Regions from separate parts of the Homo sapiens genome. Here region 2 is linked to region 1. Evidence: chromatin loops called from intact Hi-C (ENCODE). Cell type or tissue: heart left ventricle. All regions are shown on one strand. Links, peaks and the distances in the headings refer to the core of each region. The heading gives the core; the rest is flanking DNA. Region 1 has its middle 290 kb from the start of LINC02630. Region 2 has its middle 520 kb from the start of LINC02630.

Region 1 (15,572 bases), core at 5,593-10,592:
ACTACCATGAAATGATGGAGAACATGCCTGGAGTCCTTATCAGTTGTGAAAGTTTTCTACCAGAATATCTATAATAAATCTTCCCTGATTCATTCTTCCTAAAAAATAATAATTATATTGAACGAATACTCATGCATATTCTTACTGAACTCTTAGTTCTTTGATCATTGATTTTAGAATGAGAAGATATCTTACATGGCCAATACATTATCTGTTGTAAAGAAAGTGTTCACAAGATACAGAGTAACTTCTAGTGTTAATAATTTAAAAGCAATTTTTTAGGAGTTATTGTATAGCAAGATGAAAAGACGTTTATCAGAATCTCATTTAAACCATTTAATAAAAAGGAATACAAAGTATCTAAATTCAGATATTATTTGGTTTCTTTCTGAGGTCATGAAAATTTGCCTTCGGTGATAGCTGAATGTGTCTGTGCATATGTGCACATACAGTAAAAGGCATTGAACTGCACATTTCACATGATAGAATAGTATGACATGTGACTTCTATCTCAACAAAGATGTGACAAAAAAGTGTTCAGCTAAGCGTACAATGTAGTGAACACTATCTTTCTTTCTTTATCTCTCTCTTTCTCTCTCTCTCCCTTTCTCTCTCTCCCTTTCTTTCCTTTTTTGAAACAGGGTCTCACTTTGTCGCCCAGGCTGGAGTGCAGTAGTGCAATCTCAGCTCACTGCAGCCTCGACTTCCCAGGTTCAAGTGATCCTCCTGCCTCAGCCTCCCAAGTAGCTAGGACCACAGGCATGCACCACCGTGCCCAGCCCCACATGTTTCTTCTTAAACATATATTCCTACAAATACAGCATGTGTCTGTGGGATTCACATTTAAAAGCAGTATTTTAAAGGAGACAATTTTTTCTCTAAGAAAATATATTTTTCTGAGTTTAATCTACTATTTTAATACTTTATCATTTTGGATTAATTTATAAGATTACTATAAATTTCTAAAAGATTTCCTGTGAAATATAACATTTATCTGTACGCATTAAAATGGAGATATAGGAATTGGAAATTCCCAGCCAGTGAAAAGGGCTTTTTGAAGTGACTGTTTTTAAACTAAAGTCAAAGAGGCAACCCCCTAAATCATGGTAACTTTAAATATAAAAAACAATTTATAGTATTTTAATGTATCAATCTATTAACTGTGTTGGCTGAAAATATGTTTTTTAACTAAAAATTTTAGTTTTTTAAAACTAAAATTTAGTTTTCTTGCTTTTTCGTATCATACCTCAAAAGTATTTATTTTCACAAATATTTATTTTAATAAAGATAAACAAAGAAACCCTGAGAAGGGAGAAAGCCCAGAGCTAAGATAAAATCAAATGTGGTTAAATTATTAAAATATTCTACAGTAAAGTGGCTGCAACTGCAAGGAGGAAGGGGAAAAGGAAAATTTCTGCAAAATTCATCAGCATTAAGTGAGTCTACAAATATCACAGGATCAGTACCCCAGACAGTCAGTTTGACCTCTAGTCTTTACCCTGGTAAATCTTTTCCAAGTTTTTCTGAGTGATGTCAATGCAAAGTTTTCCCAAACTTCCTGGAAATTTTACAAGCAATTCACCAGAGATACAAAAAAATATCTGGGGCCTTAGCCAACAGCATTCCTCTATGAATACTGACTCTTGATTTGCTTTTTATTTTTCTTAATTGGGGTTGAGCAATTTTAGAGATTTACAGTTAAGGAGACAAGCGAATTATGAAACTTAACAAATTAAAATATGAAAATGTTCATCATTTCTAGCCCCACTCTGGACATGATTTTTTTTTTTTTTTTATGTAGTAAGAGGCCAGATTTTTCACACAAGCATCCGTTTAATTAACTGTAGTGTATAATAAATTCTCAGATTAAATCTTACTGGAATTTATTAAGTGACTGTTTCACCCCAATAGGTTAATGAGCAAACCATTATTAATGTTGCTTCAGAAAAAAGGGCACGTTTCCTAAACTGAGAGGAAAGAAGGCAAAAGAAAAACTCAAGCCTTCTTTTTCTCCAAAATGTATTTCTTTTTATTGTCAACATTGTATTCATTGGTTGTTCTTTTTGTGTCCTCTAATTCCATTATCTGGACATGTCTCAGTGCGAGTACCAAATAGGAGATCAGCTAAGCATTTGCTGCACCTCAGACAAAATCTCATTCTGGGTTATTAGACAGTGTCTGATGCTGCCGACTTCTTCTCGCCAGCTTAGCAAGCACAGCCTCTGGGAGAGGCTTTTTTTGGGGAAAGATCGCTCAGGAAAAATGCGTGTGCTTCTTGACGAGCCATTCTAGGTTGGGTGTCCCTGAAAGTATATGGGGGTGGTGTCCCTTTAAGCACAAGGAAAGGGCAGGTCCTGCTGTTATCCTTGACCCTCTGACAAAATAGTCAGACGCTGTTTGTAAAAGAGCCAAGTAATTAAAAGTATCCCAGGGTTATGGTGAAATAGGGCAAGTAAAATACGCTCCTGGATACCAGCGCTCTTTCAGGACCAGCTCTTTTGTATTTCCTCTCTATTTTGTTTTCTCCTTTATTTCAATTTTTCATGGCACAGTTTCCTCTCTCCCACATTGTTCTTCTTTGCCTGTCAGTTGGTAAAATGATAAGTACCCTTATTACTGCTCGTCTAGCTTGAGGCCTATCTGGAGCTATTTGCTTCTAATCCCCAAGTTACTCTCCAACTCCTAGCTCGATTTGTTTCTCTTAATTTCAGAACAGATTGTTAATCATTAAATGTATTATGAGAGGGTATAGAAATAGATAAGAGTTACACAGGAAAACGATGGGACATTTTCCAGCATTTCATAAGCATTTTTCTTTAGGATGGTGTTTCTAACAGAAGGAAACTTGGGGTGTGCTCCTTGGCTATCTCTAGGTTGACCATACATCTCGTTTAACCCCAAACAGGCTGAGTGGATGCCTGTTGTCCTGGCTTAATCATTAGTGGCATGTTTTTCACTCTCAAAAGTGCTCTGAATTAGAGGGTAGACTGCTCTATCATCCCACCTCTCTCTCATTGGACTGTTGAGTAACTGCTCAGTAAATAGATACATTAGCTTTGCTTTTGTTTAGAGAGTTCACAAAGCCCTTCTCTGGGTCTTCACCATTACTTCTGTTCTTAAATTACTATGAGTACTGTCAGACTTTGGAATGGAAACAATTTGTTACTGTCCAGAGATTCCCCATATCTCTAAATGGCATTAGGAAGCAAATGAATGCTTGGGCTTTGAATCAGGTAGGAGGGTTGGAATCTGCTGTGCCATTCACAAGGTTGTGTGACCTTGGGCAAATCATTTACCTTCTCTAAGCTTAAATTTCCTTATCTGTAATTCACACATAATAATAATTTCTACCCTGGATTATCATAAGGATTAAATAATAGATGATTATAGTTGTATGCTTATATTAATCCACATATCCATCACCCATACAGAAATTTCATTCATTATTCCTTATTTAAGCACAATGCCTGATACTACAACTGGAAGTGGTTTGAAATTATAAGAATATGTTATTTTGCTTAGACAAAATGTTACATTTAAATACGGCAGGGGCAATTAATTAATTTCCTCCAAATTGGGTTCATTCTAAGGCTGGTTCTTCAGGGTTGCAAACTGGCTGCAGCAGTTCAAGGCATCATGTCCACACACAACAACATCCAGAGGCAAAAGAATGTGCTGCCTCTTTCTTGTGTCTTTGAAAGGGAACTTCACGCAGAAGCCTCTCACTACATCTCTCCCTTTTCCTTGGTCTGAATTACATCACATGCCAATGCACTTGTTCATTATTGCTAAAGAAAGAAGGGGAATGAGATCTTCAGGATAAGTTGGCCAACAACGCTCTCCCGCGTGGAGAAAATGGCTTGTCTGATTAAATCAGGGATGTGTGTGCTCGCAGGAGAGTGTGCGTGTGTCCTGGGTAGATGAAGTGTGGGCAGCTGGATATCCAAATTCCAGCCAAGGATGTGACATCAGATTGCTTCATGAATTCTAGAAAGCTCCAGGCCTTTTCACTGTCCTGTGTATAAAATGTGGCATTGGCTTCCTAATAGTATAAGATGTCTTCTACCTTTAATGTTCCGTTTGGTTTGGTTTTCTCAAAACCATTACAGTCCATGGACACCCTTCCTTCTTTCAGAAAGTACTTTTTAGATAATGATGAACTGATGAAAGACACTAGAATGAGTTAGAAGATTTTTGTTCAAACTCAGATCCACTGCTTAGTAATTCTATGACTGTCATTCATTAAAGAAAAAGCTTTTTATAAACGATAAAGAATAATATAAATCCAAATGATCGCTAGAGTCCATTTGACAAAATGCTGGGATTTAAAAAAAAAATTTCTTTTTTTAAAGTTCAGGGTCCCTTTAGAAGGTTAGTTAGCTTGGGGATGTAGAACCCTCAGGATTGTACCTTGAACTTGTTCTCACGTCCGCTCCTTGTTTCTTCTCAGGAGGGGATTATCTACAAGAAGAAAAGTGGGGCTTTTGCTTTATCCCCTAGTCCCAACACACTCACTGTGGACCAATTGTTTTCACACACTAACAAGCGTAACCCTGGAACATGAGGATGTTGACATGACCTGTATACAGTTATGAGACTGGTAAGTAGCAAGGATGTCACCTGCTGTTGCCAAAACCCCGATCCTTCCACTGCTTCTTTGTCATTGTCCTTTAGTGCCCAAGTTTAGACAGGGCCATTGTGAAGTGACCAAATTGTCACCACATTTCCTTGGAAGGCTTCCTATGGCAAGTATGAGGGTGCTCTTTTTCCAGCAAAATAACAGTGAAAGGGGCATGAGGAGTGAGTCTGCGCAGTACCATGTGATCCTGAATCACCATCCTCATCCTCAGGAGACACATGGCAGAAGGACCACTGGGGGGCTGGTGTATGTGTTCAGTAGTCAGCTCTGAGTTCAGGTGTTTTAAGTCCCCGGACCTTGACCCTTGGCTTCCTAGTGTGTGTGTGTGGGAGGTGGGGAGCAGCAGTGGTGGGAGTGGGATATGAGAAACAAGTAGATCTCAGCTTCCTTTCAGGGCTAGTGTTCTAAAATCTTAAGTTGATTGAAAGAGCCACTTCTGCAGAGTTGGTGCAGATGTGGAGACAATTGCACAGGGCAGCATCCCAGCTTCAGACAGCGGGTGACCAAGTGTCAGTTTGTGGAAGGACAGGTGCTGGGGAGCTGGGAACTGCCACCCGTGGATGTCACCGTGGAGGAGCGCCGTGGGCGAGAGGCAGCTGCTGAGAGCTGCACCAGCTGCAGGGAGGCTGCACTCAGGACCACACACTGAGAAGTGCTGCTGGTGCCACCCTGGGGGTCCTAGAACTGGGGCTGTCACAGAGGGCAACAGCTTGAGCTCATGCTAGGGAGTTTCATGACTTCAAGATTTTCAATCTTTAATATCTGTTGTCTTTGTGGACAAAGTGCCCAGATTTTTTTTAATGCTTTGTCTTTCATCTTTCTTTCTTCAGATTTTGAATTCCTATCACTACTTTCATACAATCATAGTGTTCTACTTTTTTTTTTTTTTTTTTTTTTTTTTTTTTTTTGCTATCCTGGTGGGGGAGGGTCTTGAGAAGTGAACCTTGTTAAAAAATTAAACCACATGTATTTATTCAAGAAGCTCCCTGAGAAGGTCAACAAGTTGCAGTCAGCTCTCAGCTGTCACTTTCTTTGTTAATATCGAAGTACTCTGTGTTTTATCCTCTTTCCCATCTTCTGGTCATTTTTCTGCTCATTAGCTACTTGAGCTTGGGGTGGGCAACAAATAAGATGGAATTTTAAACCTGTCAAGTTGAAGTCTGGTTAATAGCCCAGTGGAGGTACAATGGGCGGAGAAGGGAAAATGAATTCTATATTTGAGAGAAATAGTAGCTGCGGTAGAAAAATTAGTCTTGACTTACTTTTCTCTTCCTGATATTAGTGATTGACCATGACACAACCTCCCATATCTGTTATGGTGGAATCAGATTTTTCAAAATATAGAGTCAAAGATACCAGAGCTACAAGAGTCTTCTTCTATCAACCAGACCTCTTGGTTTATAGATGAGGAAATGAAGATCTGACACATAAACAGATCTACTTTCAGCCATTAGAATGGTTGCATTTATTGAATGCTAGTAAGGATTGAGGTCAGTGTTCAAGCCCTAATTTCCCTGGCTCTGACAGCATTTCCACCATGCTATCTTGATCTGCCAAGGGTCACAGTGCTTGTGACAAACCAGGACCCAATTACTAAAGACCACCTAAAGCAAATTTGTTGTTAAGCCTTTCATAAGTTGTACTTTCTTTAGAAGTAAGGAGAGTATTTTTAATCTCTGTATTTCCAGGACCAAACATAGTTTCTGATATGAAGTGCATTCTCATGAAATATTTGGTCATTTAAATGCATATTTTATGTCTTCCTCTGTTAAAGATTGTAAAATCATTTATTAAGATTGCATAATTACATGCACCCAAATTTAGAAATATTCCTATAGTTAGTATTGATTTGATCATCCTTTTGGATGAGATGATTTTGTTACTATGCATGAGGCTATGTGTTCTTGGCTCTCCGTGGTTTATTGTCTTAGTACCAAGGCTACTTAAAGCAGTTCTTTCCCTCCCAGAAGCAGATCCACAGCAAACGTTATTAATACAATATTTTTCCTTTATTTTACTTGTATATCAATATCAAAAAGTATGTAATTGTTGAACACATAAACTGCCCATAACCCTAACACCAAGTTTTTCTTTGGAATTATATTATCATCATGATTTTAGTGTTTAATTGGTATTTCAATGCCATGATATAATAAACTTAATTATTCCACATCATTTCACATGACCCTGTAAGAGGATCAGAGTGGGTAGCAACTGCACAGGCTCTGGAGTCAAAATGCACCTGGCTTCAGAGTTTTGCTCTGCCACATGCAAGTTGTGCAACCTGAAAGAGGCCTCAGTTTTCTCATCTGTAAAAGTAGAGGTTATAATCAGCCTTGCCCCAAGACAAAAATATATAGTTATTTTAAAGATTAGATATATAATCACCATTAAATCCCTGAAACATACATGAAGCACGCTACCTAGTACAGGGCAAACACCTAATAATTGATGAATAAATAATTGGCACTCAATAAATGCTCTTTCTCTACTCTCACTTTCCTGACTTTCCCCAACTTCTTAAAAGGGGAACAATTTGGCTGCAGTAGAACTTGCAAAATAAAATATCACCTTTTTTCTTTCCTTTTCTTTCTCTGCCTCTATGCATGTGGACGCGTGATCTCTCTCCTGTTAGGGATATTAGGAGAGAAAGGACTGGGAAACACATTTTCCATGGAGTCCTCTGTCTATTTGAGCACAGCAGTCTATTCTAGCTGGGCTGGGTGAAAAGGCAGCTCAGCTTCTGGGATTTTTGCTTTTTTGCTGGACCCTAGAGGGAAGAGATGAGTTTTACGTCTGTTACTGGCTGTGGTAACACTCGGCTGGGAAGTTCATGTCCCCGGAAGACACAGGCCTTTTGGCTCCATCACAACAGTGCTTCCTAGGGATGCACAGTCTCACCCTGGAGGCCCCAGTTGCAATATTGGGTGTCACAAATGTGAGAGTGAAAGCAGCTGATAGAAGACACAGAATGCAGAAACTCAAGGCCTTAGTCCCAAACACACTCAAGTTGCATGACCGAAAAAAAAAAAAAAGAGAGAGAGAGAGAGATAGTTGAATGTAATAAGGATGTAATATGCTAACTTCTCAGTGCTTGGCAGAGGCCCCCTCACCAGCTGGGCCACACCAGACATAGAAGAGACCAGACACTGGCTTAGGCTTCCAGAAAGAACAAGTCACAACAACACCCCCTCTGGCATCTCCCCCAAAGCCTGACTGGTTTTTAATGGGGATCACCTGGGGTTTTAGTTGAATGTAGTCAGAGTGTTGAACATCTAATCTGCCTTTGAGAAAGAGTATCCTGCATTTCGAAGGGAAGGAAGTGAAAATAAAGCCGCCTGAATCTAAATAAAAGGGCTTGCATAGCAGGGGTTTTCAGTGGGTTCCTAGCTTTGGAGCATGAAGCAGAAGAAGGAGCTGAGCACTGCCCGGGTAGGGGATTCGAAGAGGCATGCTCCGCTGCCAGTGGTGTCACCTTCTGTTGTGTAAATCGCAGCTCCTGCCAAAGGGAACTCCCTAAACAGAGAAACAACGACCAGAATAGTTCATGAAAAGCCTGGGCTGTTGGAAGTTAGGCCTTCTCTGGAATTGCTCCCCGGATACTGACGGCTCCAACGTTTCCAGTGTGCTATGGTTGGATCAGACATTCTTCTCCAAGCCAAGATTGCTTCCAACAGCTGGAGGAACAGCCCCTCCTGTCCTCTCCACCTCCTCAGCTTCATTTCTCACTGGAGACCATCCGAAAGGGGAGTTTAAAATTACTGTCTTTTGGGTAAATAGCGTTTACTTTTCCAGACTGAACTGCCAAAGACCTTAAGAAAATTAAAGAAAGAAAAGAAAAACTGAGTTGCCATGTCTGGTAAACAGTGTTTCTCTAATTAGGTGGCTGCATGGTTATTAACTAGAGCAGTTGTGTATCCTGACGTATGATTTATTTACCTTGGCACACAGAGTTAGGGTGCTGAGCAACAGAGCCAAATACGGTGACAGGGTGAGGAAAATGAGAGGATGCAAAACCATGGTGAGGACTGAGTTCTGTACATCTTACAGAATTGGTTTTCCCAGAGGAGGGAAACAGGAATATTATCTCATTGCAAAATAGTCATTAAACTATAATTGACTGCTCACAGCTAACAATGTCTAACTTCACTTTCAGTCAAAATGAAAATGAAAATCAATATCCTGACACAAAGCAATAATACAAATTAGAGAGCAATACTAGAAAGGTTCTCTAGAAGGATTTAGAATACGCTGTAGTTGAAAAAATATATAAGAAAAGAAAAAAATGATTATTTGCCATTACTCGTCCCATTGCTGGAAGGGTGACTTGTGAAACAGAAGGTCTTCTTGGAGATGCATGCAGAAGAGGTGGGATATTTGTGAGGGAGGAACTTCCATCTTTCCTCTCTTTCTTACTGCAGATTCCAAGTCCCCCCCATACACCTGCATTAAAGTAGAGTAACATGGAAGCAGCATTATTGCATCCCACTGACACACACATCCTCATTTCACACCTTTTCAAATGTATACCAAATAAAAAATACTAAAAGTAGTGTTTTAGGCTGGGCATGGTGGCTTATACCTATAATCCCAGCACTTTGAGAAGTTGAGGTGGGAGGATCACTTAAGGCCAGGAGTTTGAGACTAGCCTGGGCAACATAGCAAGACTCTGCTTCTACAAAAAATTTTTAAAAATAGTTTTTAAATAAATATTTTCTAAGGATATGTTATATTCAGAGTTATCCTTCCTGGATATAGTTGTGGTACAGAAGTGGATTGACATAGCAATTATTATATTACCAACCACAGAGGGTTAGCTAACTTGAGGCTATTATATATACTTAGTGTTTAATATTCCCTATAGGTTATTTCTTTAGTCGTTAATTAAATCATTTAGCAAATATTGCTCAAATGCCTGCAATGTTCCAGGCTCTGTGCTAGAGGAAAGGCAGTCCATATCTTACAGAGTCTGCGCTGACTAGGGAGGGAGGGGATCATCACAATGTGTGATAGGACATGGAAAAGTTGTGTAGGATGCTGTGGGAGAGCATGGAGGAGGCCTCAGGCAGCAGCAGGAAGGACCCTCCAGAGATAGCAGCCTTTGTGCTGTATCTTAGAGGCTGAGGCAAGGGGAGAGCAGGAGAACACAGCTTTGGCAGCATGAGTAGAGTTTACAGACAGAACATGTTACAGATCCAAACTTTTTACTACCTGGGATGGGTGGACATTGCTGCTTTTTGTGTAGGATACAGTAATGATTAATCTTAAAAACATATTGTGTCTGTTTGGCGATGTCTTATTGAACTTTATCTAAGGGTCTTGTTAACGTACACATTGTGATTCAGCAGGTCTGGGGTGGGGCCTGAGATCCTGCATTTCTAATAAGCACCCAAGGGGTATTGCTAACCTGAGGACAACACTCTGAGTACCAAGGGACCAGATCATCCAAAAAACCTCCAGCTAAAATACTTAGGAACTCTGGATGATATATAGATATAGATATAGATATAGATATAGATATATAGATATATATAGATATATATATATATATATAATATAAGTAATAAATATGTATATATAAGTAAATTATATTTACTTATATATATATTACTTATATTATATATATATATATATTTAAAAATCCATTTAAACCCTTATCTGAGCTCCCTGCAAAATAAATAAATTCTCATGGGGCATGAAATGGGGGTGGGAAGGGAATAAAAAAACAAAACAAAAGCAACCACTCCAGCTAGATTTGCTAGTCATTGAGGCCTAAGAGACATATAAGGTGGAAGAGAAGGGCATGGGCCCACACATGTTGAAAAGAGTTGATGGGAATTAACACTCTCACACAAAGTCAGGACCACCAGATGATTAAAGCATATATAAAAGTGTGAAAAATCTTCTTATGGATACAAGGTGAAAAGGAACAAAAGCCCATCTTATTCTGTGTAGCACATGGGGAAAAATCCTTTCCTGATAATTTGTAGCTATTACCTTGACCTCCTATAGCTTTGAGTTCCAATTTATATGCTTGTCACTGTCTTGGAATTCCAAAGCAGAGAATAATACAAACATGATCCCAAGTCAATGATAACCCTAAAGCCAAAAGTAAACCTCACTTCCTCAAGTTAGGCCAGCCAAGAATCTCACAGATAAAATTCTACTAAAGATGAGCTTACAATGGGAAGGTATTAAAAATATAAATAAATAATATAGCATGAGCAAAAGTCAGCAAATAGTAAATAGCAGGCTTATATGTCCAAGAACTTCAAATAATAAAATGATTTGAAGCTATAAAATAAACATGCTTAACATGATTAAAGACATCAGAGAGAGGAGTATGAAAAAGCAACAATATATTATATAGTTAGATTTATTTGAAAAATAACCAAATATAATATTTAAAAATTATAATACTTTAAATTAAAAATTGTAGTTAACATAAGATAACAGATTAGACACAGCTGAAGAGAGAATTATTGCAGTGGAAGACAGAGCTAGAGAGGGTGAGAAATGGAAGGTTGCAACTGAAAGTTATATTTTTTGTGTCTGGGAGCAACATTAATTGAGAGAGGCTAACGGTGCAGAAAAAGAAAGAATATCTGAGGGACCAGAGTCCCAAAGGAGGATGGAAGGTTGGGATTCAGATACAAGTAGAAGGATTAACCTGTATCAGAAGAGCAATACCTTCCAGGGGTAAAGAAAGCAAAAGTAAGCATGAGTCAGACAGCTTCTAGGCAGAAATAAAGCAAGTTATTATCTAATGACTTCACTTTTACTGTGAACTAAAAACAATTTATTCCACACATAATATGTGCCAGGTCATTTTGTTAGAGCTTCTCATATATTACCACATTGACTCTTTATGCCTAAAGACAGATGTAAATATTAGTATTATCTTCATTTTACAAGTGAGAAAACTAAAACCTGGCCAGTTAAGTAAGTTACTTAAGGTTCCACTGCATGTAAGTGAAAATAAAAAGATTCAAATCCAGTCAGTCTACTGTGTGGAAAGACATACAAGCAGGTTCTATGCTGAGTAGGGGAGAAATGGAAGAAGAGGGCAAGAGAATAGAGAAACCACCAGAAAGGAGCAGCAGAGAGAAGGCCAGACTTGCCCTAAGTAAAAATGGCCCAACTGAGGCTTGAGGACAATGCATTTTCTACAGAATCCTTTCTTTAAGGATACCAATAGAAGACTATGCTTGATACAAACTCTTTGTAGAACAATTAGTAATGCTTTTTGGACATTAAGGTCAGTATAATCTCTTTGTAGTGCAAATTTTCAGTGTCCAGTGAAATTGAAGCATACAACACTACAATACAGCCGACACAGGCTTTTTTTTTTCTATCCAAGCTAAATTTTTCTCATGGCACAAGGAGATGTCTACAGGGAACTCATAGATATTTGCACTTGTTTTAGTCTGCCTTCCTGTATATTCTATCTATAGTCCCCGTAGAACCATGGTTGAGTCTCAAATCATGTGATAGAAATACAATCCACAATTTCACAGTCCTCCCCCACACTCCCCACCTGCAACTTTCCCTAGAACAACACCAATTTCAGCCACGTGGTCACTCTCATATGATACCAACATTTTTTCTAACCTGTACACTTTTCTCCATTTTCTGCTGTTACACTGTCCACCTCCAGGCTCCTGCCTGGACTCCAGTGGTAGCCTCCCACTGGTCTCTTGGTTTCTACACTTTCCCATTTAAATTATCAGAATAGTTAGTGTTAACCTTTTTTTTTTTAAAAAAAGACTTTATTTTTAAGGCAGTTTTAGGTTCAAAGCAAAATTAAGAGGAAGGTACAGAGATTTCCCACCCACCCCCTCCCCCTGCACATGCAGAGCCTCCTCTATTCTCAACATTCCCCACCAGAGTGGTACATTTGTTACCACTGATGAACCTACTTTGACACACCATCTTCATCCAAAGTCCATAGTTTACATTAGGGTTCATTCTTGGTTTTGTACATTATATGGGTTTGTATAAGAATATAATGACATGTGTCCCCCACTAGTATCCTACCCAGTATTTTTGTTGACCTAAAAAATTCTCTGTGCTCTGCCTATTTTTGCCTGTCTACCCCTTAACCCCTGAGAACTACTGATCTTTTTACTGTCTCTATAATTTTGCCTTTTACAAAATGTCATATACTGAAATTGTACCATATGCAGCCTTTTCGAATTGCCTACTTTCTTAGCAATATGCATTTCAGGTTGCACCATGTCTTTTTGTGGCTTGATAGATCATTTCTTCTTATTGTTGAATAATATTCCATTGTCTGGATGTACCACAGTCTATTTATCCATTCGTCCACTGAAGAACATCTTGGTTGCTTCCAAGGTTTGGCAATTATGAATAAGGCTGCTATGAACTTCTATTTGCCGGGTTTTGTGCAAACATAAGTTTTCAAGTCGTTTGTATAAATATCAAAAAATGCAATTACTAAATTATATGATAAGAGTGTGTTTAGTGTTGCAAGAAACTGCCAGACTGTCTTCCAAAGTACCATTTTGCATTCCCATCAGCAATGAATGAGAGTTGCTCTTGCTCCACATCCTCTACCAGCATTTGGTGTTGTCAGTGTTCCAGATTTCGGCTGCTCTAATATGTGTGTCATTGTTTTAATCTGTATTTCTCTAATGACATAGGATTTGTTGCATGTTTTCATGGGCTTATTTACCATCTGCATACCTTCTTGGGTGACATGTCTGTTTTTAGTTGGGTTGTTACTGTAAACTTTTTAGAATATTAACTAGATCATGACATTTCCCTGCTGAAAACCCTCCAGTAAATTCACATCACATATAAAGTAAAAAGCAACTTTTTATCTGGTATATTAACCCATACTCAACTTGCCCCTGCCTAGTCTTTAGCAATGTATTTTTCTCCAGAAACATTGGCTTTATTTCTGTTCCTCAAAGCCACCTGCTTGTTCTTGCCCATGGCTGGAACTAGAATGAGGTCCCGAGGGCACGAAATGTAAAGCACCAAGGTGCTTACTTTCAGGGGCTGGCTCTACACTCACATAGTCCTGGGGCTCAGTGCTCCTTAAGAGTAAGGTGCCCAGGTGCAAAGTGTAAGGAGGTGCTCACTCTTAGGCTCCTGCAAGTGCAGGGTCAGCCCCCAAGAGTGAGTGACTTTTTATTAGATTAGTGCGAAAGTAATTGCGGTTTTTACCATTACTTTCAATGGCAAAACCGCAATTACTTTTGCACCAATCAAATACATTTAGTTTCCTCGATACCTTATATTAACGGTAATCCTGGTTCAGATCCTACCCTGGTATATTCGCTAAAGGGGATCTAATCCTCCTTTCTCATTGCCTTTTCCCTGTTCCTTTTCTTTTGATTGGCTCCTAAATTTTCAGACCTGCATTCGAATGCTAAATGTCATATCCCAGGTCTTCCCAGAAACACTCATATGCTGTGTAGAGTCACCCATGCATTCTTTTTTTCCCCATCTCTCCTTCAAACAACTATCACCGTTTGAAATGATCTTTTTTCTCAAATTTGTTTTGGTTGTTATTGTTGTTCTCCTGACAAAATGTGAGGAAGGAGGAATGTGCTGAACATTGAAGGATTCCGCTCTGGGAATTAAATTGGAATACTGACTTCATGGAAATGATTGTTTCCAATCCTGCTGCTGGAGGATGTGATCTTCCAGAACCTAAACTGGGCTTGGGGACTAAGAGTGTGTAAGTGATCACATCAAAATCCGTCCCAGCTGCAGGTGATGTAGAGAATATTGCCTGGATCTGGTCTTGGGTAGCGGGGGATGGGAGGGACTACAAAGGGGCCTGCTTTGAAAACAGCAGGATAAGAGCCAATTCTGGAATCTTCATCCTATTCTAGAGAATTTGGCAGGGCCGGGGAGGAGGAGCAGGGGGTATGGGAAGAAATAACCAAGTTAAGGAGACAGATGGCTACAACAATAGGAAAAAAAAAAAAAAGAGTGGCTGAATAATCGAAGCCCTTCAGAGCAAAGAAGTGATAAATGTAACCTGTGCCTCAGAGGGACACAAGAGGCTTAGTAGGCAAAAATCAACCTGCTATATTATCTGTGCTGGAGTTCAGGGATTGTGTGAGGGGTGTGTGCATGCCTGTGTGTGTTCATGTCTCTGTGTGTGTGTGTATGTGGAACAACTCAAACTATTTTTCCTCAGCTCTCACACCACAACAACAAACACAGATTTCTGTGACCAAATATTGAATGGGTGGTTCCCATATACCAAGCAAGCAATCATTTCTGCAGCAGACACCAGCTGGACATCCTCTAATTCAATTCTGAAGCTACCTGCCTGGAGATAGCGTCAGATCCCACAGCTTGAGAGCTGGGATCCACAAGACTGCCCCTCCCTCACCCCATCGTCAAAAGTTGGGGCTTCTGGATCTTCTGGCAGGCTTCAAGTTAGTGCCCCCATGACTCCCTCTTTAAGTTTGATTAATTTGCTACAGTGGCTCAGAGAACTCAGGGAAACACTTACTTAATGTTTACCAGTTTATGATGAAGGAGATTACAAATGATACAGATGAAGAGATGCATAGGGCAAGGTATGGGGGAAGGGCACAGAGCTCCCATACCTTCCTGGGTGTGCTGCCCTCTAGGAACCTCCACGTGTTCAGCTATCTGGAAGCTGTCCCAAACCGGACCTTTTGGGGTTTTATGGAAGCCTTATTAAGCAGGCATGGCTGATTAAATCATTGGCCGTTGGTGATCAGCTCAACTTTCAGCCCTTCTCCCCTCCTTTGGTTTGGGGAGGGGGGCTGTATGTCCCAATCCTCTAATCAGCCTTTGTCCTTCCTGGTGACCAGCCCCCATCCTGAAGCTACCTAGAGGCTGCTAGCCATCAGTTAATTATTAGCATACAAAAAGACATCACTTAAGAGGTTCTAAGGATTGTAGGAGTTGTATGCATGCA
Region 2 (15,572 bases), core at 6,466-11,465, 240 kb after region 1:
TTTATTTCACTTAACACAATTACCTTCAGTTTCATCCATCCATGTTGTTGCAAATGACAGAATCTCATTTTTTATGGCTAAATAGTACTCCATTGTGTATACATACCACATTTTCTTTATCCATTCATCTGTTCATGGACACTTGGGTTGCTTCCAAATCTTGACTATTGTGAGTAGTGCCACAATAAACATGGGAGTGCACATATCATTTTGATGTACTGATTTCTTTTGCTTTGGGTGTATACTTAGGAGTGCAATGGCTGAATCATAAAGAACCTCTATTTTTAGATTTTTTGATGAACCTCCAAATTGTTCTACATAGTGTTTATACTAATTTACATTCTCCCCAACAGTGTTCAAGAGTTCCCTTTTCTCCACATCCTTGCCAGCATTTACTATTTCCAGACTTTTGGATAAAAGCCATTTTAACTGTGATGAGGTGATTTCTCAATGTAGTTTTCATTTGCATTTCTCTTATGATCAATGATAGTGAGCACTTTTTCATAGGCCTGTTTGTCATTTGTATATCTTCTTTTGAGAAATGTCTATTCAAATGTTTTCCTATTTTTAAATCAAATTATTAGATATTTTCCATTAATTTCCTCCTCTTGTCTAATTGCTCTAGCTAGACATTCAGTACTATATTAAATAACAGTGGTGAAAGTGGACATCCTTTTTGTGTTCCAGATCTAAGATGAAACTAAGATGAAAAACTTTTAGTTTTTCCCCATTCAATACCATATTATCTGTGGGTCTGTCATACATTGCTTTTACTATGCTAAGGTATGTTCCTCCTATACCCAGTTTTAGGGATAGTTAAGTATTCTTATTGAATTGAATCCTTTACCATATGTAATATTGTTCTTGGTCTTTTTTGATTGTTGTTTGTTTAAAGTCTGTTTTGTTTGAAATTAGAATAGCAACTCCTGCTTTTCTGTTGTTGTTGTTTTCCATTTGCTTGGTGGATTTTTCTTCATCCTTTACTTTGAGCCTATAGGTGTAATTGCACGTGAGATGGGTCTCTTGAAGACAGCATACATTTAGTTCTTGCTTCTTTATCCAGCTTGCCATTCTATGCCTTTTAATTGGAGCATTTAGCCTATGTACATTCAAGGTTAATATTGATATGTGTGGATTTGATCCTGTCATCATCTTGTTAGCTGGTAATTATGCAGACTTTATTATGTATCTGCTTTACAGTGTCAATGGTCTATGTGGTTAAGTGTGTTTTTGTTGTGGCCATTAACAGTCTTTTGTTTTCATATTGAGCACTTCCTTAAGGATCTCTTATTGTTACACCATAAAGACACATGCATTTGTATGTTCATCACAACACTATTCACAACAGCAAAGACAAGGAATCAACCTAATGCCCATCAATGGTACACTGGATTAAGAAAATGCAGTCATATACACCATGGAATACTATGTACCCATGGAAAAGCATGAGATCATGTTTTTGCAGCAGCATGCATGGAGCTGGAGGCCATTATCCCAAATCAACAGAAAACCAAATAATACATGTTCTCACTTATAAGTGGAAGCTAAACATTGAGTACACATGAACACAAAGAAAGGAACATTAGATACTGGGGCCTACTTGAGGGTAACAGGTGGGAGGAGAGAAAGGATCTAAAAACTATCAGGTACTGTGCTTATTACTTGAGTGACAACATAATCAGTACTCCAAACCCCTGTGACATGAAATTTACCTAGATGACAAACCTGAACATGTACCCCTGAAACTAAAATAAATTAAAAAACAAAACTCCATAAGCATTAGCAAGTGTCCATTGCAATACTTTAGAAAAATCTAATAATTTATTGGGGAGGCAGGGTATCTTCTCTTAACTATAGCTCTGACCTGACTTATGAGCAATTGCACCATATCAAATGTGATGGTTAATTGTATGTGTCAACTTAGCTAGGCTATAGTACTGATATATTTGGCCAGACACCACCAGTCTAGATATTGCTGTGAAGATGTTTTTTAGTACAATAAACAGTTAAATCAGTGGACATGGAGTAATGCAGATTACCTTCCATAATGTGGTAGGCATCATCAAATCAGCTGAAGGCTGTAAAAGAAAAAAGACTGAGGTCCCCAGAGGAAGAGGAAATTCTGCCTCCAGACTCAAGCTGCAACATCAGCTCTTTCCTAGGTCTTTAGCCTGCTGACTTGCCCTGAAGATCTCAGACTTAGACTTGCTAACTTTTTGCATTGAATCACAACACATGAGCCAATTCATTAAGGTAAATATTAAAGTAAAGCTCTCTCTCTCTGTCTTTGTCTCTGTCTCTGTGTTTGTGTGTGTGTGTGTGTGTTTGTGTGTGTGTGTATGAGCTTTTTTTGGTGTTTATGTTGCTTAAGGATCTCTGTGCTTCTTAAATCTGTGACTTAATGTGTTTCACCAGTTTCAAAAAATTCTCTCTTCACATATTTCTTTTAGCCATAAAATATCTGTTAAAGGGCTAAAAGAAATTAATTTGTTTTTTAAGACTGAGTCTCGCTCTGTTGCCTAGGCTGGCGTGCAGTGGCATGATCTTGGCTCACTGCAAGCTCTGCCTCCCGGGTTCATGCCATTCTCCTGCCTCAGCCTCCTGAGTAGCTGGGACTACAGGTGCCCGCCACCACACCTGGCTAATTTTTTTTCATATTTTTAATAGAGATGGATGTTAGCCAGGATGGTCTCGATCTCCTGACCTTGTGATCCACCTGCCTCAGCCTCCCAAAATGCTGGGATTACAGGTGTGAGCCACTGTGCCCAACCAAGAAATTAAATTTTAAACACACTCTCATCCCAAACACACACAGAAATACTAGTAACAAGCTGTAGAAATGATCCCTGAAAGTATATTCTTGAAATACTAAGAGTTCTCCAGAGATATATGTCTAGGTGGGGGGAAGGGAATGCACGAAGGATGAAGGAATAAATTAAGGGTGAATATATGGGAAAATCTAAATAAATATTGTCTGTATGAGAAAATTATGTCCCATATTATTTTAAAAACAGAGTGAATACAAATGTATGATAACAATACCACAAAATTTATGAAAGAGAAAATACGAATAAGGAGTTATTAGGTTATTTTTTACTGTTTGGGATGTACTTAAATGTTGACTTATTGCAAGTCTCATTAGTCAAGAATATAAATTGTAATGCCTAAGGAAACCACTGAAATGATAACAAGAGAATGCATAAGGACCAAGCTAGCAGAGGAAAAGTTCAGAAAACTCGTTAAGTACTAAATCTGAAAGAAGGTCATGAAAGAGAGGAAAAGGAACACAGAAAAGGTAGTCAATAGAAAACCATAGTAAAGAGTTCATTTAAATCCATTGCAGAAAACAAAATGAAGGCAAAGATGTATCAGGCAAAAGCTAACTTAAAAGAAAGCTGGTGTGGCTATACTAATATGGTACAAAGTATACCTGAAAGAATAAACATTAGTATTGACAAAAAGGACTTTTATGAGGCTAAAACAATAAACTAAAAGAAGATGTATAATTCCACATTTGCATGCTCCTAATAATATAGTCTCAAAATATGTAAACACATAACTTTCAGAAATAAAATCAGAGGCAAATATGCAGTCACAGTTGGAGATTTTCACACACTTCACTCAGTAATTGATAAAATATTTTGATGTGGATAGAACTTCCATATGCTCTTGGCTGGAGACTAAATTGGACCACTCACTGTAAAAGACTCTGACATTGTTCCTTGAAGTTGAATATACACATAGCCTATGGCCAGAGAATTTCACTCCCAAGGTATAGTCAATAGAATATCAAGAAATATTTACAAATGTTTATAGAAGCTATAGTTGTAAAAGGCAGACTGTAAATAACTGAAATGATCATATATAGTAGAACTAGGAAATGGATTTGGATTTCATAATGATGATGATGGATTATCATCAGCAGGAAGAATGAATGAACTAATATTATGTGCAATAATCTAAATGAATCTTATAATGATAGGTGAAATAAGTCAATTACAAATAATTTAAACCACATCATTCTATGAATAGAAAATTTTTAAAAAATCAATAGTCTTTTTTTTTTTTTTTTTTGAGATGGAGTCTCACTCTGTCCCCCAGGCTGGATTGCAATGGTGTGATCTCAGCTCACTGCTGCAACCTCCACCTCCTGGGTTCAAGCAATTCCCCTGCCTCAGCCTCCCAAGTAGCTGGGACTACAGGCACGCACCACCATGCCCGGCTAATTTTTTGTATTTTAGTAGAGACGGGGTTTCACTATGTTAGTCAGGCTGGTCTCGAACTCCTGACCTTGTGATCCACCCGCCTTGGGCTTCCAAAGTGCTGGGATTACAGGCGTGAGCCACCACACCCAGCCAACAATAGTCTTATAAGTCAAAGTGTCAGCTATATTTGGAAAGAGGCCATAGTCACTGGAAGAGAACACAAGTGAAGTTCTTGAGATTTAAATAAAGTTTTATTTCCATGAGACATGGATAGTGGCTTCATGGGCAATTTATCTTTGTGATAATTCATTAAACTGGACACTTAAGAGTTGCACACTTAATTTTATCCAAAATCTATTTTCAAGTTAAAGCACGTAATAGCATTGTGCAAAAAACAACTTTCCTTATGAATTTAATCCTGTTCTATTAAATCATCACTTTCAAGTTCTACTCCTGAAGACAGGCTTGGTGTACCCTCTTAGGGCATTCAGCAATACTCTCTGGTGAAGTCAAACTGAAGACACACTGATAAAGCATCTTAGAAATTACATGGATTCCTTCCTGAACGCCATAACATCCGTTTTGCTTACACTTGTATTTTATACAGCATGTGTTAGCACTTATGATGTTGTCCGAGTATATATTTGGGTGTCCAAAATAGATTATTTGGTACCTTTGCAGGATTTCAACCTTTTGTCTACATGTCATGACCTAAAGTCAACAGTGAGGAACTATTACTTCCCTGCTTTTATAAATAAAATCTTATTGTAAATCCTCTTAAAAAAAAAACAACGTGAGCATTTTTCAGTTTCCGCTGCCACTCACTACGAGTAGCTAAGAAATCTGTTCTTCTTCCCTTCTGGATGTTTTTCTCTTATTAGCTTTTTCCTGTGGTTCCATCTTATTAGATGCCTAGACATGCATGCTTCTTTTCCTCTCCTGCATCCTTAATGCAGGATGTGCACGTGCATGGAGGAACACAGGAGCCATGTGCTGTAGGGAGGGCAGAATCTCTCCTACAGTGGAGATTCAAGCATCCAGGAGTTTCTTTTTGGCTCTTGCCAAAAAGTTTTTTTTTTTTTTGAGACAGAGTCTTGGTCTATCGCCCAGGATGGAGTCCAGTGGCATGATCTTGGCTCACAGCAACCTCCGCCTCCCAGGTTCAAGCAATTCTCCTGCCTCAGACTCCCAAGTAGCTGGGATTATGGGCATGTGCCACCACACCTAGCTAATTTTTGTATTTTTAGGAGAGAGAGGGTTTCACCATGTTGACCAGGCTGGTCTTGAACTCCTGACCTCAGGTGATCCGCCTGCCTCAGCCTAACAAATTGCTAGGATTATAGGCGTGAGCCACAGTGCCCGTCACCTATTTTCTTACTATTACAGAAATAACTGGTTTCTGCTTTTTTTTTTTTTTTTTTTTGACGGAGTCTCATTTTGTCACCCAGGCTGGCGCAATCTCAGCTCACTGTAAGCTCCGCCTCCCAGGTTCATGCCATTCTCCTGCCTCAGCCTCCCAAGTAGCTGGGACTACAGGCACCCGCCACCACGCCTGGCTAATTTTTTGTATTTTTAGTGGAGACAGGGTTTTACCATGTTAGCCAGGATGGTCTCGATCTCCTGACCTCGTGATCCACCCACCTCAGCCTCCCAAAGTGCTGAGATTACAGGTGTGAGCCACCACGTCAAGCCCAGTTTCTGCTTTTATGGAAGGAACCACTCTTATTTAAAACTACAATTTTTGTATTTGTGTTAGGTTTTTGTCTGGTTTGTGTTGGACAAAAAGAGTGTCCCACGTGTGTGTTTTATGGTTTCACAGACTTTATTCATCTTCGTGGACAAAGGCAGGTAAAACACATGTTTTTCATTTTATTTTTTTTCTGTAAACTGTACTTTCAATAAATGACTGATTCTTAAATAGATGATAATACTTTTTCTAGTGCAGAAATAAAGTCCATGCAATTTTTATAAAACTTGGACCATACTTTTCAAAGTTCTCCTAGAGTTATGCATAGAAATGAGTATATGATCCAAAATGTAGATGCTTTCTAGAGCAAAGTGAAGGGAAGAGGGAAAGAACGAGAGAGAGTTCTGGGAATAGCCATGCTTTCAGTCCCTTCCCAGGGAGGTAAATATATTTAAGACATATATTTTAAGAAATTGCTTATATAATCTGTTATTATAATTTGGTGTATTCCTTTGAGTTAATATTTTTATTTGAGAAATGCAGTGCATGCACATTTTAGGTAAATGAAGAAAAGGCTTTTAATGAGGTCATACAGATTGTGATGTCCCTACTTAGACATGCAAATCAACATAAGGAGTTTCACTCACAGGCACAAGTTTCCCATCAGGGGAGCCAAGAGTATTTTGGAAACAATGCATGACACAGAAGAAGAGGAGCCAAAGCTGTCTTATATATAGGGAGTAGCCCTTTTGTTTTGGCCTCCATTTCTGTTAGTCCTTAAAATCCCTCCCAGGTTAAAAATGGCTTTTCCAAGTGAGTATGTCTCAACACAAACTTAGGATATTGAAGTCCCACTTATAAACAGCAAACTCTTCAACATAGAAAGAAAACAAAAAGAGGTAACAACAGACTACTATCGTCAGTGAATTCCTGGGCATTTTGTTCCCAAAGCAATCAAATCTGCATTTATATTTAAAGAGAGCTCATAAGAGTGCCCCATCTTGAATACCTGAATTGAGCTCCTGACCCTGTTCCCAGGATTTGATCTGTGAGACCTGCATCTTTAGAACATGTATCAGGTATACTCTTGGTGTAATAAAATGTGCCCCGGGGTCCTTTTTCTGACCTTTCTCCCTCTTTCTTCTCACTTTTACTTTCCCTTCAGTGCCTTAGCGAGGGCTACACAAAATTCAAAGTGTGTGCTTGGCCTGCTTGAGAATTTATAGACAAAGCTGAGCTATGGAAAAAGCGTCAGAAGCAGGACTTACAATTAAATAAGAAAACAAAGCCCTTGTTCTCTCCCTCCTCTTCCTTGCTGAAAACAAAAGACCAAGTCTACTGGAAAACATCAGTGCAATTCAAAAGCAGGTGTATTTCCACATGCAGAGCAGCTTGTGGGCTAGAAGCAGATGCCAGTGGTTACATAGTAGCAAGGGTTTTAGACTACACTCTCAGGGAAATGTTCCAAACCATCCAAGGTGACCTCTTGCGCGCGCGCGCGCACACACACACACACACACACACACACACACACACGGTAGAAGCTAACATTTGGCACTCTATCTTTTTCTTTGTTTGTTTACGGCCTAACATACCCCAAGGTGTTCCAGATACTCATGCTGCTACCAGGTAACCAGGCCACCACACTGCCATCTGTTTTAGCTCCACCCTAACTTAACAGTGCTTTTGTGTTCCAGAATTTCCCCTACCTCCTTCCACTCCTGCATCTCCAGATTCATTTCTTTCTGTTCCTTTACTTTCTGATCAAACTTATAGAACTGAGGTTATGTTAGTTAATGTAGTTTACATAGCTGGAAAATAGAGAACCTGAGATTAAAATTCAGGCCTTCTTTCTCTTAACCCATCAGGCTTCTTTTTGATCATTTCAATATGATGCTTCACTATAGCCCAATTTTTTGTCACATTCTCTACTTGAATATAGAAATGCACTCATTCATATATTTGATGTGTGCACTGTATCAGACCATAATTTACTTAGGCAATAAGAAAAGTATGATTTTGCTCTATAAATGTTCTACTTCATCTTTTATGGGGTTAACCATTTTCTGTTTTAGCTGGAGAAAAATTGTCAAAATTTGTTTATCTACATCTCATATAATATGGTCTAGACAATTGTTACCTTTACCAAAAACATCAACAACAGGAGCAGAGGACTTGGATTTGAAAAACTGACATAGGTGTTCAGAAAAGCTTGGAAGAAGAAAATTGAGAACAAAAAACTTTTCTTGAACTCAACTCTAGAATTCGTTCACCATTTTTCTTATATATCTTATAGTGTCTTGGGTACACCAGGTTATCATGGCCAGGCCAGCAGGAGAGTTTGTTGAATGAGCTCATGTATAAATAACTGCTCCGTAAGGCTGTGAACATTTATGAGGCTCATTATGTTTCAGTTCTTGTTTAACAGCAAGTCCCTCCCTACTTGGGCAGTGGAATCCCGCTGATTTACTACTTATCAGGAATAAATTACAGTTTAGAACTTGGATTTTTCTTCATGGTTTTCTTTGTGTCAGCATAAATAAACTTAGCTAATAGGGCTATTTCCCATTGCCCATTAAACGGGCTGTGAGTAAAAGACTTCCTGGCTTCTGAGAGAAGGAAGATGAGAGAACTGAGTCATTTTACCTGAAAGTGTTTACAATGTTAAGGGCTTTGGGAAATAGATGTCAAATACTGCAAGTTACAGCATTTCCTAACACTTATTTGAGTTTTTAAGTTTTGCTTTCCATCAGCTACATAATCTTATTATTGTAGAAGCCATTAGCACTGGAGACTAAGAAGTCATTCTTGGTGAATTCTGTAGGCAAAGATGACTACATCCTAACACACTGCCAGGGTCATCATCATCTCTACGTACCCTTCTCTTAATGACATCTAGAGTGATGGCTTCACCCACTTTGATGAAAAGTTCAGAATTCTGTAATTACTGAAAGAGAGAGTGGAATGTCATTTCTAGGTCTTCATCCAGAGTAATTTCTTGGCTCCAATGCCCACATTTCATTTGCAGAAACAGCTTTTTGGTATTAGTTAACATTCAAGGAATAGTTTCAAGTTTTACAACTGCAAAAGGGTCATTATTTTTATCAGTGTGCTGGAGGTTATTTTGAGTCTGAATACGGAGGGCCCAATTCAATAAAATCTCAGCCTGACTTTCCCAGCAGGATGCTCAAACCATGGAAATTCAACAGGGGAGCACACATGGGCTTCTACGATACTGAACCAGGGCTGAATTTCCATTTAATCATTCTCAAGAAATCAAAAGACACTTTAGGATTAAATGGCAAACCTTTTAAGTAGGAATTCCTCAGCCAAAATGGCCAATTAGCATTTAAACTGCAGAACTGCATTATGTAAGAGGAAATGAGTAACTGAAAAAAGAAATTATCTTCCTTATTAGTTAAAAAGGTAAACCAGAAACATGGAGTTATCACAAAACAAGCATTCTCTTCTAGAACAGGAGAGATACACAGGACTTTTGTTTCAAAAAGAATTAAAAGGATCCATGTTATTGACCTGTTCTCATGCTTTTAGCTTTAATTGGCAAAATTAGCTCAGGTGAATAATATTAGAAGACACCTCTAATTATATATTTTGTTGCATCACACAAGTGACTCAAAAGCTCCATGTTTATGACTTTAAATTGATTTTTTTAAATAAATTACTTTATGTATTGGAAAGTAATGTTATATTTAGACATAGCCTAGATTCAATTTTTTATATTCATAAAATCTTGGCTTATTTAAAGCTCCTTCCCCATCTTCCAGTGTGCACCTCAGGGGCTTAGAGACTAAACAGAGTAAGAGTTGGCTTAGGAAAAAAACCACATTTCTGCTATGACTGCTCATAAAGGAAAATTTAAAACCTTCCAGAAATGTAGTTGAAAATGGCTCTTAAGCAATTGTTTATTATCTTTCTTCATGTATCATCAATTTTTAGACTCAGCTTTCACCAAGCTCAATAATTATGTAAATTTCAAATGTTGGTTCTCACCAATATTTAGTAATGTTATTGTTGTGCATGTTTGTATACATACTTTAAACAAATGAAAAGGCAAGCAAATTCAATGGTTATTATTGCTGCTGTTGCACTTTGCAATGTTTTTCTTCTTTGTCAGTTCCTCATTATGGTATCCCAGAGGGTTTCATGACATGGACTTTTGTAATATGCCACATGTGGTGAAGACCAGCAGTTCAACACCAGAAGGAATCTGACCAGTGCTCACTGCAGCATCTCCAGAAGTGATAGGGATTTGCTTAGGGAATAAAGAACATGGACTGCACTCTCCATAGGACATGGGTTTTTTCCATCAGTAGTCTGGATGATTACCTAAAAGCATGACGGTAAATAACCGATGCTTTTTCTCACCCACCTCACTCATTGCAAAACCAGCCAAGATCTTTCATCTGTTGAGTGACTTGAGATTTTGCTGTAAGAGTAATCATTTTTGTTTACCAGGATGGTAATACTGAAATTGACCCAATTGTCTCATAGAATGTTCTTTTTGATAAACGTAGAAATTGACCCTTCTGATCTTAAAAAGCTTGAAACATATTTGTTTTATCTGAGTTCCTTCCTCAGGAGACCACCTTCAGGCCTCACAAAAAGTACTGAAGAACTGAAACCAGATCATGGTATCGATGCTGGACCCCTCTTTCACCATGACGGCTTCTTTACCTCTCCCAAGTTCCTGTTTTCTTACACATTGTTACATTTCTTGCCTGCAATATAAACCCCTGATTTTATTCAGTCAGGGAGATGGATGTGGGACTGAGCTTCTGTCTCCTTGGCTGTGGCACCTGATTAAAGCCTTCTTCCTTGACAATACTTGGCGTCTCAGTCATTGGCTTTCTGTGCAGTAAGCAGCAGGACCTAGACCGAACCCCTGGTGTTTTAGTAGCAATGCTACTAAAAAAGACAAGATTGTTTTTTGTTTGCTTTCTGTAAAAAACAACAAAAGCAGAGATATATAGATGTATACCCATTCAAACATTATTTTCTGTTGAAAAGTTAATTCAGACTTCTCATTGACTAATTGAATGATGACAATCATTTAAAATATGGCCTATCATATAATTGTTCATGGAAAAACATTATTAACAGGTTGGCCTATCTTTTTCAAGACTTTTATAAATACTTGTGTATGCATGTACTATATATATATATTTAATAAATCTTGAATTATTCTGTATATGCCATTTTGTAATTTGTACTTATCTATGCATTATCTTTAAACATTTTCTCAGGTTGTTCTTATGGGTTTTAGTGTCCAATCATGTTATATTTTCATCATATATTTGAACAACTTCTATTGTTGAATATTTTGGAGTATTTCACATTTTCTCTTGTTTTAAATAATCCTGTAGCAATTACATTTGTGTAAAAATCTTTGTATACTATTTGATTATTTCTGTACTAGAAGAACGATTGTATGTCATAGAATGAGTATATTTTGAAGTTCAATTATTATTATCATTTTTATTACAGCAGTAATGTAGAGACCCTCTAAAATAACAATTATTAAGATTACACACAACTATTACACTGCTCACTGTGTTTCTAGGCACTGTGCTATTATATCAGACTTAACTTAATCTTCAATAAAACACTGTTGAATAGTTCTTTATATTTTCTCAATATTATTGATGAGGACATTTGGGACTTAGGTTGAACAGCTTGCCCAAAACCAAACAATTGATAAATGGCAGGGCTGCCTTACTCTAGAATTGTGTTTTCAAAAAAGATGATGCAGTTAGAAAATTATAGGACAGTTTTGATTTTCACACAGATTAGGAGAGGATGCATTTGGAGAATAGACGCCAAGGATGTTAAATCTTCTGCAATGAGTGAGAGAGCCCCACACAACTTTAGGGTGTTTCTGGATATTCATGTAACCAATTATCTAATTTTCTGATCCTAAAACCTAAATCTGTTTTATACATAAATACAAATAACATTTGCAGGGTTTTAATATGCAATAAATTTACTAATGATGCAAAGCTTACTTGAGTGAAGATAGACCTGAATACAAATTTGTTTTGATCAGAACTTTACCAAGAGTTGTTCAACATTTTGGAAAATCAGGTAGCTGCTGACATCACAACTGTAGTATGTGAGCCTCCAATACAACACCCTTACAGTCATCTAAATTTGGAGTGGTCAGGTTCATGGTGACTGTATGCATAGGTGTGAGTGGGATCACTTTATAACATCTTCTAGTCTGGCTCGGTGCAGTAGCTCACACCTGTAATCCCAGCACTTAGGGAGGCAGAGTTGGGGGGTTCACTTGAGCCCAGGAGTTCCGGATCTGCCTGGGCAACATAGCAAGACCCTGTTCTCCACAAAAAGAAAAAAAAACACAGAAAAAATTGGTACATCTTTTAGTGTGGTTGTGCCTGGGCATGAAATCCATATTTTTATCATAAAGTATTTCTCTTTGATTTTATATTAGTATAATAATTGCTTAATACTATGTGAGCACTGTGTGTTACATTAGCACTTGATTTTTTCCAGGAAAGTAAAGGAGTGATTCAACCTATTAGTTATAAAAAGGGTATTACATATGATAGGACTGAGGATAGCAAAATGTACATGTCTGGGGTACAGAGTAAGGGGTACATTTACATGTTAAATATAGACACACATAGAGGAACTCACACCTGCACACACAGCCTGAACTCTGATACAACATGTCTGTGCTTTTCAAATTGTCATTCTCAATCTTTTAGTGAGCCATGACATCAATGCATAGGTTGAGACCAGAATTTTTTAATGACATAAAGTAGAACAAATTAGAATGGAATGAAATGGAGTAGAGTGGAGTAGAGTGCAGTGGAATGGATGGAATAAGAGGAGATGGGATGAAATAGAATAGAATGGAAGAGAATTCAGTATCAGTTTTGTCTGTTTTATATACCTGTGCTTATAAGGACATATTGTAAAATGCATCTCTTACTTTGGGCCAAAAAGGTGAAAGCCATTGAGCTACACTACCATACTTTATACAGAAAGCAAGTAACATTTTCAGGGGTTAATCATTTTTCTGTACCTGAGTGTCGAAGTTGGTTTTGATAGTGATTGATGGGAGAGGAAGAAACCCAAAGATACCAGTGATTACTACACATCTTGAGTCCTCTCTTTCACAGTTTGCCTGAATGGAAGTGATGGTGCTGGCACAAAGCCAATTCCTTGTCTGAATGTCTGTGTTCCCCAAAAATTTGTATGTTTAAATCTAATCACCAAGGTGATGATATTAGAAGGTGGGGCCTTTGGGGTTGATTAGGCCATGAGGACGCCATCCCATGAATGGGATTTATGCCCTTGTGAAGGAGGCCCCAGAGAGCTGCCTTGCTTCTTCCACCATGTGAGGACACATGGAAAGCACCATCTATGAGGGAAGGGTCCTCACCAGACACCAAATCTGCTGATGCCTTGATCTTGGACTTCCCAGCCTCCAGACCCATTGCAATGTTTATATATTACCCAGTCTAAGGTATTTTGTTACCACAGCCTGAATAAAGACAATTCCTCATCCTCTTTCATTATGACTGACACTGAATGTGCTTGCCTATGCTACAGCTACTGGAGATTTTGCTGTTTGCTTTGTGTCACTATTTGGTCTTACAGTTAAGAAATGGATAGAAATTACTCTCCCACATCTTTGCCTCCCTCTGCTTTTTTCTTCTCCCTTCCCTTCATTGCATTGGTTCAGAGAGGCTGCGTCCTCATGACTCCATTTCATCCTGGCTTCCCAGACTCCTTACTTCAGGGATCTATAAGGTGATGCTTTCCCCCCGCCACCCCCACTGTTTCTTTGAAACTTACCTGATCTCCATGTCATGACTCTGTGGCCTGACAGATGACCACGAAGTTATTTTTCAAGACACTGATTCAGACTAAAATAGTAATGGATGTGTATGTGACACCTTCTAGGAGGTATTTTTATTTCTAATGGAAGTAGAGTATTAATGAAAACGAATGAAAGTAGCATAAGAGGCATATTTGGCTGGGGTGGAAGTGAGTTGTGGAAATTTCGACAGTTTCTTTCTTATAAGGAAACCAGGAGAACCTCTGCCTAAACATACAACTGGTCTTCATTAAACTCCAGACACTCTTTCAGTCTGTTTCAAGCATGACACAAATTAAACCATTACTATATTTTTTAAAAATATTATTTAAACAGTTTGTTACCTAAGGCAAATTCAGAAATAGACCCAAGAAATTTTATTTATGTTGTCAACACTCTACTGGGCAATTATAACTTGAAAACTTACATCATTATTTAGCCCTACTCTTTCTTTGCTATTTTGGTCCAACATGTGCTGAGTTTTTCTGATTTACACCCAGAATGTTTTGTTCCTTGATTTGATCCCTCCTTTCTTTTCCTACGGCAGCTGTATTCATTTTATCTAGATGGAATATTTCAAGAGCCTCACAATTTCTTCTCTTTCTCTTATTCATTCACTTTGTCATTTGTATTATACCTTCAAAACCATAGTTCTGATCATTTCACTCACTTGTGCAAAATCACTTGTGTCCCTCAATTACCTATAGAATAAAATCCAATCTTCTTCCCTTTGAATTCCTCAACCATCTGGCTTCATCATTCCTTTTACTCATTAGCTAAAAGAAATTAATTGTTGCTCATTGAATATCCCACATACTTCTGTAATTATACCTTTGCTTACTCTTATACATAAATCTTACTGGAATTTCCTTCCCACAATGTCTGTGGTCCAGAATCCGTTATAATTTTTAAGGGCCAGAAGAAATATCACCTTTTCTAAGATATCCACAATACTTGCTTCACAGAATGAACACAATCTTTTTTTCCCATCATAACTATCCTAACACATTGTGTGTTAAATTCTTGACCACTTTTTTTCCCTTTTTACTGTTTTTACTTAAGAACAACTTTATATATAGTAAAATGCACAATTCTCAATAGTATAGTTTAATGTGTGCTAAGAAATGCATACCCCTGAAATAGAGATACAGAGTATGTGCATTATCCCAGAAAATTCCCTATGGCCCTTGGACAGTCAGTCTCCACTACTACTCCTTGCCGAATGCAACTAGTGTTCTGATGTCTTTGACTACAGATTATTTTTACTATTTCTACGACTTCATATAAAAGGAATCATTCAGTATAATAGTGTCTTCTTTAATATTGTAGTTTCTTTCACTTAAACTATATTTGAGAGTAAACCATATTTTATCACCTATCAATTGTTGATTATTTTTAATGCTTAGTTGTATTCCATTGGATGAGTACAACATAACTTGTTCATTCATGGATGAAAATTTATTATTGTCAGTTTTTTGGCTATTAGAAGAAAGCTACTATGAACAATCTTTATGCACATACATTTTCATTTATCATGGATAAATACTGCCATATTTTCCAAAGTGTTTAAAACCTTTTATACTCTAATGAATAAGATTCAGCTGCCTACCTCTTCAATAGTTGGTGTCAGTCTTTTTTTTTTTTTTTTTGAGATGGACCTTCATTCTTGTTGCCCAGGCTGGAGTGCAATGGCGCAATCTTGGCTCACCGCAACCTCTGCCACCCAGGTTCAAGCGATTCTCCTGCCTCAGCCTCCCGAGTAGCTGGCATTACAGGTATGCGTCACCACACCTGGCTAATTTTGTATTTTTAGTAG

What was found. Hi-C counts contacts between places; a loop is a spot of excess contacts. Peaks named below come from ENCODE experiments on the same cell type or tissue, not always from the same donor. Only the 100,000 strongest peaks of a DNase experiment are listed, where the experiment ranks them.
Region 2: it touches region 1 in a loop (2.0-fold over the local background); 1 of 110 quality-filtered maps calls a loop at or near these places.

Annotation. Positions count from the first base shown.
Region 1 is chr10:36,180,082-36,195,653 of GRCh38, forward strand. No RefSeq gene overlaps it. Among named protein-coding and RNA genes, the nearest start is that of LINC02630, 290 kb to the left of the region's middle. RefSeq lists enhancers at 7,697-8,198, 15,192-15,572. In heart left ventricle, for the core only: no CTCF peak of the experiment used is centred there; DNase peaks (open chromatin) are centred at 7,770 and 8,120; H3K27ac peaks cover 1,810 bases.
Region 2 is chr10:36,415,620-36,431,191 of GRCh38, forward strand. No RefSeq gene overlaps it. Among named protein-coding and RNA genes, the nearest start is that of LINC02630, 520 kb to the left of the region's middle. RefSeq lists an enhancer at 6,286-6,787. In heart left ventricle, for the core only: no CTCF peak of the experiment used is centred there; no DNase peak of the experiment used is centred there; H3K27ac peaks cover 228 bases.